2 separate regions of the Mus musculus genome follow, and region 1 is linked to region 2. Evidence: chromatin loops called from intact Hi-C (ENCODE). Cell type or tissue: heart. All regions are shown on one strand. Each heading gives the region's core, and the rest is flanking DNA. Links, peaks and the distances in the headings are about the cores only.

The links. Peaks named below come from ENCODE experiments on the same cell type or tissue, not always from the same donor. Only the 100,000 strongest peaks of a DNase experiment are listed, where the experiment ranks them.
Region 1: a loop joins it to region 2, with 3 times the contacts of the local background. A loop is called at or near these places in 5 of 42 quality-filtered maps.

Annotation. Positions count from the first base shown.
Region 1 is chr5:38,036,476-38,040,862 of GRCm38, forward strand. Stx18 (syntaxin 18) reads left to right here and starts at 2,755. Exons shown (of 11, transcript NM_026959.3): 1 at 2,755-3,024. The coding sequence starts at 2,857. In heart, for the core only: a CTCF peak has its summit at 2,762; a DNase peak (open chromatin) is centred at 2,766; H3K4me3 peaks cover 2,063 bases; H3K27ac peaks cover 1,600 bases.
Region 2 is chr5:37,822,054-37,826,440 of GRCm38, forward strand. It overlaps Msx1 (msh homeobox 1), which reads right to left and starts at 2,532. Exons shown (of 2, transcript NM_010835.2): 1 at 1,812-2,532. The coding sequence starts at 2,280. It overlaps Gm33993 (a long non-coding RNA gene), which reads left to right and starts at 3,702. Exons shown (of 6, transcript XR_868362.1): 1 at 3,702-3,833. It also overlaps Msx1os. RefSeq lists an enhancer at 3,616-4,387. In heart, for the core only: no CTCF peak of the experiment used is centred there; DNase peaks (open chromatin) are centred at 1,488, 1,808 and 2,578; H3K4me3 peaks cover 3,263 bases; H3K27ac peaks cover 1,949 bases; H3K27me3 peaks cover 3,562 bases.

The DNA of each region.
Region 1 (4,387 bases), core at 275-4,274, 210 kb after region 2:
TTGCAAGTAAATTTTGGGTTCTAATAGCTACTAGATATAGGGTCTGAATATAAAGTCTAAGAAAAATCTAGATATGGACCTAGTTCTTGAACATATACCATTTAAGTCATTACAGGGTGGGAGAAATTCAAAAGAGAAGGAAATAAGCCATAAGGTGAGGGCAGGCGGCCTTTTCTTTGGAACTTGTCAAGTTCCATGTATTCATTTATTTGCCATTATTTGAGGCTGTACAACCATGGAGTTCACTTGGGTCTCATCTACACTGCAGCTTTCTCTGCATTTACAGATCTATACAGAAAACTTAGAGATTCATGCTCACCTTTCTACCCTCACCCAATTGCACTGAGTACATGGCTCACACAAGGCACCACCCACCACTACTGTATTTTATGGAGCTCAGCAATTCCTCCTACATAAAACCCTTTCCCACTTATCTACTTCCTAACTTCCTGGACCCCACCAAGGGTCTGGCTTGCTCTTTGTTTCCCTAATTCAACTCCTCCACTTTGTTATGCAAGGCAATTTAATTCTCCTTCCATTTACTCTGCCCCAGGCTTACCTTTGCATAGCCAAAGACTCATTAATGTCTGCATAAAACAAAATACAATTTATGCAAGATGCAAGTTAGAATTACTAGTATAGATTTTGTCCTCTTCTCTCTCTCTCTCTCTCTCTCTCTCTCTCTCTCTCTCTCTCTCTCTCTCTCCCTCTCCCTCTCTCTCCCTCTCCCTCTCCCTCTCTTCCTTCTCTACTCCAGTTGTATGGACTGTGTTCTTCAGGAATGATGAAATGTTATACTCTGGATGTCAAATCATTTACTTCTTTTCTGTTACATGAATATTTCCTTGACATGTATTTCTTTTAAATATGCCTTTAATACTGTGGTTCTCAAACATCAGAAAATTTTTACATTCCTACAAAATTATGTAGGTCCTTAAACAATTGTTGCTTGCTTGGATTTTATCTATTGATAGTTACTATATTAGAAATAAAATGAGAAGCTTAGAAATATTTATCTGCCTAAAGTAATCAGAGTACATCTATTAAATATTAACATAAACATCTTCATAGGGAAAATAGTTTTCAAAACAATAAAAGACTCGGTAAGAAGAACTGGCACTTGCATCTTTGCAATTCTCTTTTAAGTCTGGCTTAATGGAAGACAGCTGCTCTGCAATTAGCTTATTGTAAGATCAGTGTCTCTTGGAAAACTCAACCATACAGCTGATTAGAACATGCAAGTGTAAAGGCAAATGTGATCCTAGGATTATTATGAAACTAGCTTTTCATCTTGATGACTGTTAAAAGCCTAATTTTAGCACACATCTTAGTGTGCTTCCTTTTATAAGGAAAACAAAACCCAGAGAAATTGATATTGAACTAAAACTAAACCATGGGGGTCACACTCCTGGACAAGAAACTACAGGCAACTATGGCTGCTGAGAGAGGGAAGTTAGCCTATCCCATGGAAGAACCCTCTAATTGGTTGTCCAATACAACGTGATTATCCCTGAAGCCATAGACACATACACAATAACAACAGTTTCAGCAGATTGTGCTGGCATATCCATGGATACTTACACATATATGCAACAATAATAATTAAAGAAGAAGAAGCTATCAACTTGAGATTGAGTTGGGAGACATGGAAGAAATTGGAGGGAGAGGACTTGAGGAGGCTGGAGGGAGAAAAGGGAAGGAGAGAAAGTGGCATAATTGTATTTTTAATGAAAGGTGCACACAAAAATAAAATGAACCATGAACCAAGTGCTCAGAAAAATTTTACTAGCTGACTTTAGTCAAATTACGTAACTCTGTTCTCCATTTCATTCTTTCTCTTTGATAACTATGATTCAAGAGAGCGCTTTTCAAAAGTGCTTATTGAGGAGGAACCTAACATGATATCATGAAGTTCAGAATGCTTCACTTTCGTCTGGCTCTGATAAGTTCCTGCTCTCCACATCCCCGCTCAGGGATCTCTGCTCTAAGCCTCTTCTACATTATAAGTAAGAAGACTGAGGGCATGGTGGCGCGTGCCTTTAATCCCAGCACTTGGGAGGCAGGGGAAGGCGGATTTCTGAGTTTGAGGCCAGCCTGGTATACTGAGTGAGCTCCAGGACAGTCAAGGCTACACAGAGAAACCCTGTCTCGAAAAACAAAACAAAACAAAACAAAACAAAACAAAACGACTGAGGACAACCATATTATCAACAACGGCAACATCTACTAGCTGTATACTAAGAGTTAAACAGCACGAGGACGTTTTATACACACATTCTGTTTAATTCTCTGTGCATTCCAAGAAAGGCGCTGGCTTCACTTTACCGAACTGGCTGAAGGTTGAAGAAAAAAGGTCTCTGGCCCCTACCTCTGTACACGTACCCTTTCCTAGCTCCTGCAACTCAGATGGTCATAGTTCATTGTTACTCAAGGCGATCCCTTGATGACAAAAGTCAAAAGTGTGATACTCCCCACCTGTCAACCAAACCGCCCGCCCGTCTCCTAAAGAATCATAAGGGGAGCGATCTTTCTAGCTTCCCGATGCTTTCGTTCCTGAAGTCCAGACTGGGAAATCTCCGAGCGTCTGATCCCGCTGAGTTTTGCAGAGAGGAGAAAGGGGTGCCGATGCACTGCGGGTAGCTGTCTGGAACGGAGAATTCCGGCTCTGGGTTAAAGCCGGAACCTTTCTCCACTCTCCGCGTTACACGGGCGGAGTGCGGAACCTTTCTTCTATGCTCACAGTTCCCAGGCGGAGGAGTGCGAAATCGGAACGTCCCTCAGCAACCGAGTTCTTGCCGGGGTCGCTAGCTGCTGACGTGTGCCTGGCCGGCTTCAGGCCCTGGGTTGCGGGTCGCTATGGCGGTGGACATCACACTGCTCTTCCGGGCTAGCGTCAAGACAGTGAAGACGCGGAATAAGGCTCTGGGAGTGGCCGTGGGTGGCGGGGCCGATGGCAGCCGGGACGAGCTGTTCCGCAGAAGCCCTCGGCCCAAGGGAGACTTCTCCAGCCGGGCCCGTGAAGTGGTAAGCTGGTTGCTATGGGAACGGCGGGCGGGAGCTAGGGGCGCATACGCTCCGCGGCCCCTGGACCCCAAACTGGGCCTATCTCTTTAGCTCTCGGTGAAGACAGGGAGTCTCTAGCAAGACAGAGAGTCTGTCTCACCGACCTAACAGCTGGCTCAGGGTGGCGACAGGTTTATTCTCACGAAGGGACGCATATCTGGGCACTGAAGGAAGTAAGTTAGAGGTGCTTGGATATCCTTGAAATCAGGTTATAACCTTCTGAGGCAGTGAGTTCGCCAAGAGTTCCCACAGTCTGACACTTCCTGTCGCAAAGCTCACCACTATCTCCCCTCGCCCTTCCACGAATCTGTTTGGACCTCCTCTTGCTCGTAGGGTTTAATAAAATCCACGCTCAGCTGAACGCTCCTTGATCCTTGCCTCCAGGCATAGGTAGGACTCAGTACCTCCTGAGATTGGTTTAGGACATCACCAGTGTAGGGTAAAAGCTTTTCCCTTCAGAGCGGCAACACTTAAGCAACACTAGTGTTGTAACTGTCCTCTAAACTGCTTCCTGTTCTCTGGACACAACCGGCTTCTGTGTCCCCAACATAGAAATCTTTTCCATAAGGGTAGGAACATGTTGACAGTATTTCTGTATGTGCTACTGACAATATTGCTTAGTAAGTATTCTTTGAATGAATGAATGGTTGAACGAATGAACAATTATTGATTCCACTAAACAGGAAAAAAAAAGATTGTTTGCATTATATCCCTTTGTGTCTATGACACTAGGGTAAATGTTATTTTTGGAGTACCAGGGGGTCATATACAGTCTGCCTGTCTTTTTAAAGACACACACACACACACACACACAATGGCCCAAAGCATTGAAAGGTACAAATCTGGGGGATCTAAACTTTAAGTTTCATTGGTTTTCCAGTAAACTCACCTCTGCTTGGCACATAATCCATTGCTTGATATTTCTCTTTTTGAGGCAGGGTCTTTCCATGTAGACAAGGCTGGCCTTGATCTTACAGAAAGGTGACTGCTTCTGTCTCCCAAGTGCTGAGATTGAAGGCATGGGCCCTCAGACTAGATAATACTCAAATATTACACACACACACACACACACATATATATATGCACAAGTCAATGAATGGCTGTTTACAGATAATGTTGAAGCACAGGAGGTTGTATGAACCAGATAAATGCCCCTCCCTCCAACAGTAAACATCTACCTAGTACTTACTTTCTGACCAGCACTGTTTTAGAGTAATAGGGTTCCACTGTTGAGTTATAGTTACAGTGGTGGAGGAGATGCAAATATAAACAAACGCCCTGCCGTGAGCCGTGCTGGTGTTCTGTAGGGCACAAGGGAAACAGT
Region 2 (4,387 bases), core at 216-4,215:
TCTGCGCCTCTCACATTGGAAAGATGAAGGCTGGGGGCAGGGGGTGGTCATAAAACACTCAGGGGCCCTTTGCCCAGTCCAAAGTCACCCAGGTTTCATACCATAGACATACACTTGTATTTGTGCCCGACAAATGCACCGCGTTGGGGCTAGGCCTTTGCATCGCATAGAATGGATCTTGAAACTCCACACTTTCTATCAAACAACATGTTTCTCCTGGGCTCTAGGGCCAATCAAATTAGAGAGCCATCCAAGAAGTCACACTGTGACAATTCTAAAATATGTATGGGGCTGTTTATGTAGATATCTGCCATTTCAGTTGCCCTCGGTTTTCCCTACAGCCTCTCCAAACCTCAGCGCCTGGGACCACATCAAGCATAGTGTGTATCGGGAGTTGGGGGGCAGGGTCCCCAGTCTGACGAAACTGGTTATGTCCACCTGCCCTTTCTTTCAGTTTCCTGAGTAAAGCTTAAATCTCCAATAGAGTGCTGTCACTGTTGGGCAGGCCTAGTTAGGGGACCGAGTTTCAGTCCTGCTATGCCTAACAAAACCATTACAGAATAAAACAAACCTCAACCACACGCTCCCCACCACTTAGTTATTGAGAACATCTTCGGGTTTTGCCTAGCTATGCTTTTTTTTTTTTTAAGCTCTAATAAAACAATAATCCTTTGGGCCCTCAGACCACCAGGATGTAAGTCAAACGAAATCTCCAGTTAGCATCCCCACTTCTCTCCCAGCTCAGGCCATAGCAAGTCCGGGAAGTTGGCCCCAGAGTCGTTTTCCACCAGGCCGCCCTAAAGAAGGGTGGGTTCATAGGGAAATGTCACTTTGGTCAGCAGCAACAGCCCGGCTCTGGGCCACCTTCCTCAAGCTTTAGGCCCAGGGAGGGGCTGTCTTTTCAAAGACGTTTAATCCCCAGATAAAAATCGTTCCTCAGCATCACGCCATTGAATTTGCAACGCTATTATGTAGGGCGAAATAATCGGAGGAAACGAGGAAAACTTGGGAATTTCCCGTGCTCCTGAAATATCTTCGAGCGGGTTCGCTGGGGAAAGGAAGCCTAAGGGCCGCAAGGACCTAGGACTATCCTGGAACACGTCGCTGGCTGCTGGGTCCGCTTCAAAAGCCTGGTCCAACACATTCGGACACTATAGCAAAGTGGTTAATAGGGAGCTCTTTTGGTTGTCTTGTTGTCTCCACCACCACCACCATCCCCCCTAGTCCGCGATCGTCCCCTCTTGCTAAATCATCCACCCGCCCAAAACACCAAGTTTCTGCTTAAAATTAGATGCGCGGTGGGGCAGGAGTTTTGCAGAACTCCGGAACCCTTTGAGAGGTTCTTTAAATGGGGAGCGCGAGGTTACGGCTGTCTACCAGTAGAAAGTGAAACTCCGCAGAGCTAGGATGTACTGGCCGCTGCGCCCATCCAAGTTGAGGTGCAAAATAACTGAGTTTAGGGTCAGGTGGAGAAGCAGGGCACCCCTGGTGTCCTGACTACCGGAAGAATAAGAAGGTCCACAGACACCCGCGCGCTACAAGTGAAGTGACAGGCTCGGAGGCACTGAGCCAAGGCAAGGAGCGCGGACTAAGCTTTGCCTGCTTTAGGCCTCTAACTCTCTTCCTGGGTGGGAGTGGGAAGAGGCTCAAAGGCGGTCTTCCCGCCAACGCAACCTCTGCACGGCCTCCAGGTACCCAGTTGCAGGTACGCCGACGCCCGAGACAAGCCGGCGCCGGCGCGCGGCCTGGCGCCCTCGGGCCCCACACCCCCTCTTGGCCCCTTCGCTCTCCATCCAGGGCTGGCTACTTACTGGCTGGGGGCGGGGAGAAGCGGGGACTCTGCATCCACGGGGTCCGATCTAGTTTCTCGGGGCTTTCGGCCTTCACCAGAGCATCTTCTGGCAGCTTGAGGAGTCCTCCGACTGAGAAATGGCCGAGAGGCCGCGGCGAGGAGGGCGCATCCGGGGCGCCCAGAGACCCGGGCCGGGTGCCCAAGTGCTGCACCGAGCCACCCGCTGCCTGAGCCCCTTCGGAGGCCACCAGGACGCTCTCCTTGGCCCCGGGCTTCCTGTGATCGGCCATGAGGGCCTCCACGCTGAAGGGCAGGAGTGAAGCGGGCACTTTGGGCTTGGCCCCCTCCTCATCTGTGCCCATGGCGGTTGCGGTGGCCGCAGCAGCCCCGGGGGCTTGGCCAACGCCTCCCCCAGCAGGCTTGGCGAAGGCGGAGTCCTCCACTTTGACACCGAGTGGCAAAGAAGTCATAGCAGCAGCCGGGGCCATGCAGAGCCGGACCCCCCCTCCAGCCGCAGCTCGAGACAGCCCTGGATCATGGGTTTCGGGCAGGCTGGGAGCGCGACCGGCTTCTGCGAGCTCCTGACCGGCTTCTGCGAGCTCCTGGGTTCCTGGCCCGGCCGGCTCTCGCGCGCGAGCCTCCTGCGGCTTCCCCAGAAGGCCAACTCGAGCGAGCGGGGCCTGGATCCCTGCGCCGCTCAGGCCGAGTTCCCAGGCGCACTCGCCGGCTCCGGGTCCGCCGCCGCTCCCCTGAGAACTTGTTAATAAGGCAAGGCCAGCGTGGCAGCGGCCAATCAGAGCGCGAGGGGGCGGGTCCGGAGAGAACCATTGGGCTGTGCTCGTGCCCCGAGGCGCGCTCGGCCTGGGGGCGCTCGGGGAAGGGCCTGACCCGCACAGGCGGGACAGAGCCGGAGGTACCTGGGGAGCTTTTCCGCCTAGCTAAGTCAGGTGGGCATCGGTCCGGCTGGACCCCCACACTCCTGGATGTGGATTCTACCAAGTTCCAGAGGGACTTTTCTTTACTAGTCCTTCTCTTCTGCCAGTCGTCCTCCACCATCCTTTACCCACTTCTTCTGTTCCTCTCCATAGACTACTTTCTTTCCACAGTTTCTCTTATGGTCTGTGCTATTTCTTTCTGTCCCCTTTCCCTCTTCTGGCCCCCTTTCTCGACCACAATTCACTTACAATTTTTTTTTTCTTTTGGTGTTTGCTTTGAATGTTCATAGTTATTTGTCAGAGTAGCAAGGGATAATACTAATTTCTTTTTTTAAAAAAGCCGCCCTAAGTGTCTTATGTCTTCCAATCTTCAAAAATTTACCTCGGAGTAAAAATGGGCCTTTGTCTCCAGGGCTGGACAAAGTTAATCAAAGAAAGTACAGGTCCTGTTGGTTCTGTGGGTACGGGAACAAGTAACATGATCTGGGAAATGAGTTTGGTTCTCATGCAAACACGTACCCCCTCCCTATACGTACTTTTTCTCCAGAAAGTTACACCTCTACCAGAGAACTGCTACTAGCCAAAGAAGCCACTGGATGCCTTGGGTGAAGACCGAAATAAGACCAACAGAACCCACCAACAATCTGGCCTCAACATGACCTCAGACAATGAATCCTCAAAAACAATCACACTTCACTAACTGTGGGTCTGTCTGCTGGTGCAGAGTGGAGGCCCATTTGATGGGCCAGTAGGAAAAATAAGCAGTTCCTGGAGGTATATCTTTGGTGCAAGGCTTAAGAAGTTTTGTTTGCCCGATTTCGAAGGAAACGTGTTTTGTTTTGTTTTGTTTTGTTTTGTTTGACTGATACAAAAAGAAGGAAAGTTGGAGTGGGGACCACAGAAGACCTTGTAAACTGGGTTCGAACAGGCTGTTGGGGAGTTGGGGGGGGGGGGGCTTTTCTTTATATGGCCTCTTATCCCAGGGCCCAGGCTCGCGGCTCCGGGGGAGGTGGAGGAGGTGATTGGCGGCTCACCGGGACTGTGCATTGATGACTGCCGGGCTCTAATCTCCAGGAAACACAAGGGGCTGCCGTGGCCATTTAGGGGTAATTATCCGAGCACGGAGGGATAGCGAATTCCCTGGCCTTTTAACTGGGCGCAATAAAAAGCTGTAGATTAGGGGCGACCAGATTAAGGAAAATGAATTACTTTATTACCCAGACGGCGTCCGGGGTCTGGAGGGAGGGGTTGGGCTGCGGACGCCAGAGAGATCGGAGCCTCACATCTGCCCACAGGGCCTGGAGAAATAGGAAGGCCTGGGGCGGGTTCGGGAATACTCGCTTCTGTGAAATGTCTGGATTTCTTACGTTTCTGAGGCTGTGAGGAGGCACTGCGTAGGGCTTGGGACTCAAGCTCATTTAGGCCCAGCTGGACGCCCGCTGTACTGGGTCCCCTGAGGTTTGTTCCATGTGTATGGGAAGTAGAAGCCATACCGTCCCGTTTTAAAGCCCTGCAAACGAAAGTTAAGCGACAGTGTAGGCCAAATCCTTAGCTCGAAGCCTAGAAGGTACGGAGAACTGTAGTTTAAGAACTAATTAGGCAGTTGCTAGATCATCTCGTTCTATAGCGTCAGCCGATTTACACTCTGCGCTCGGATTAA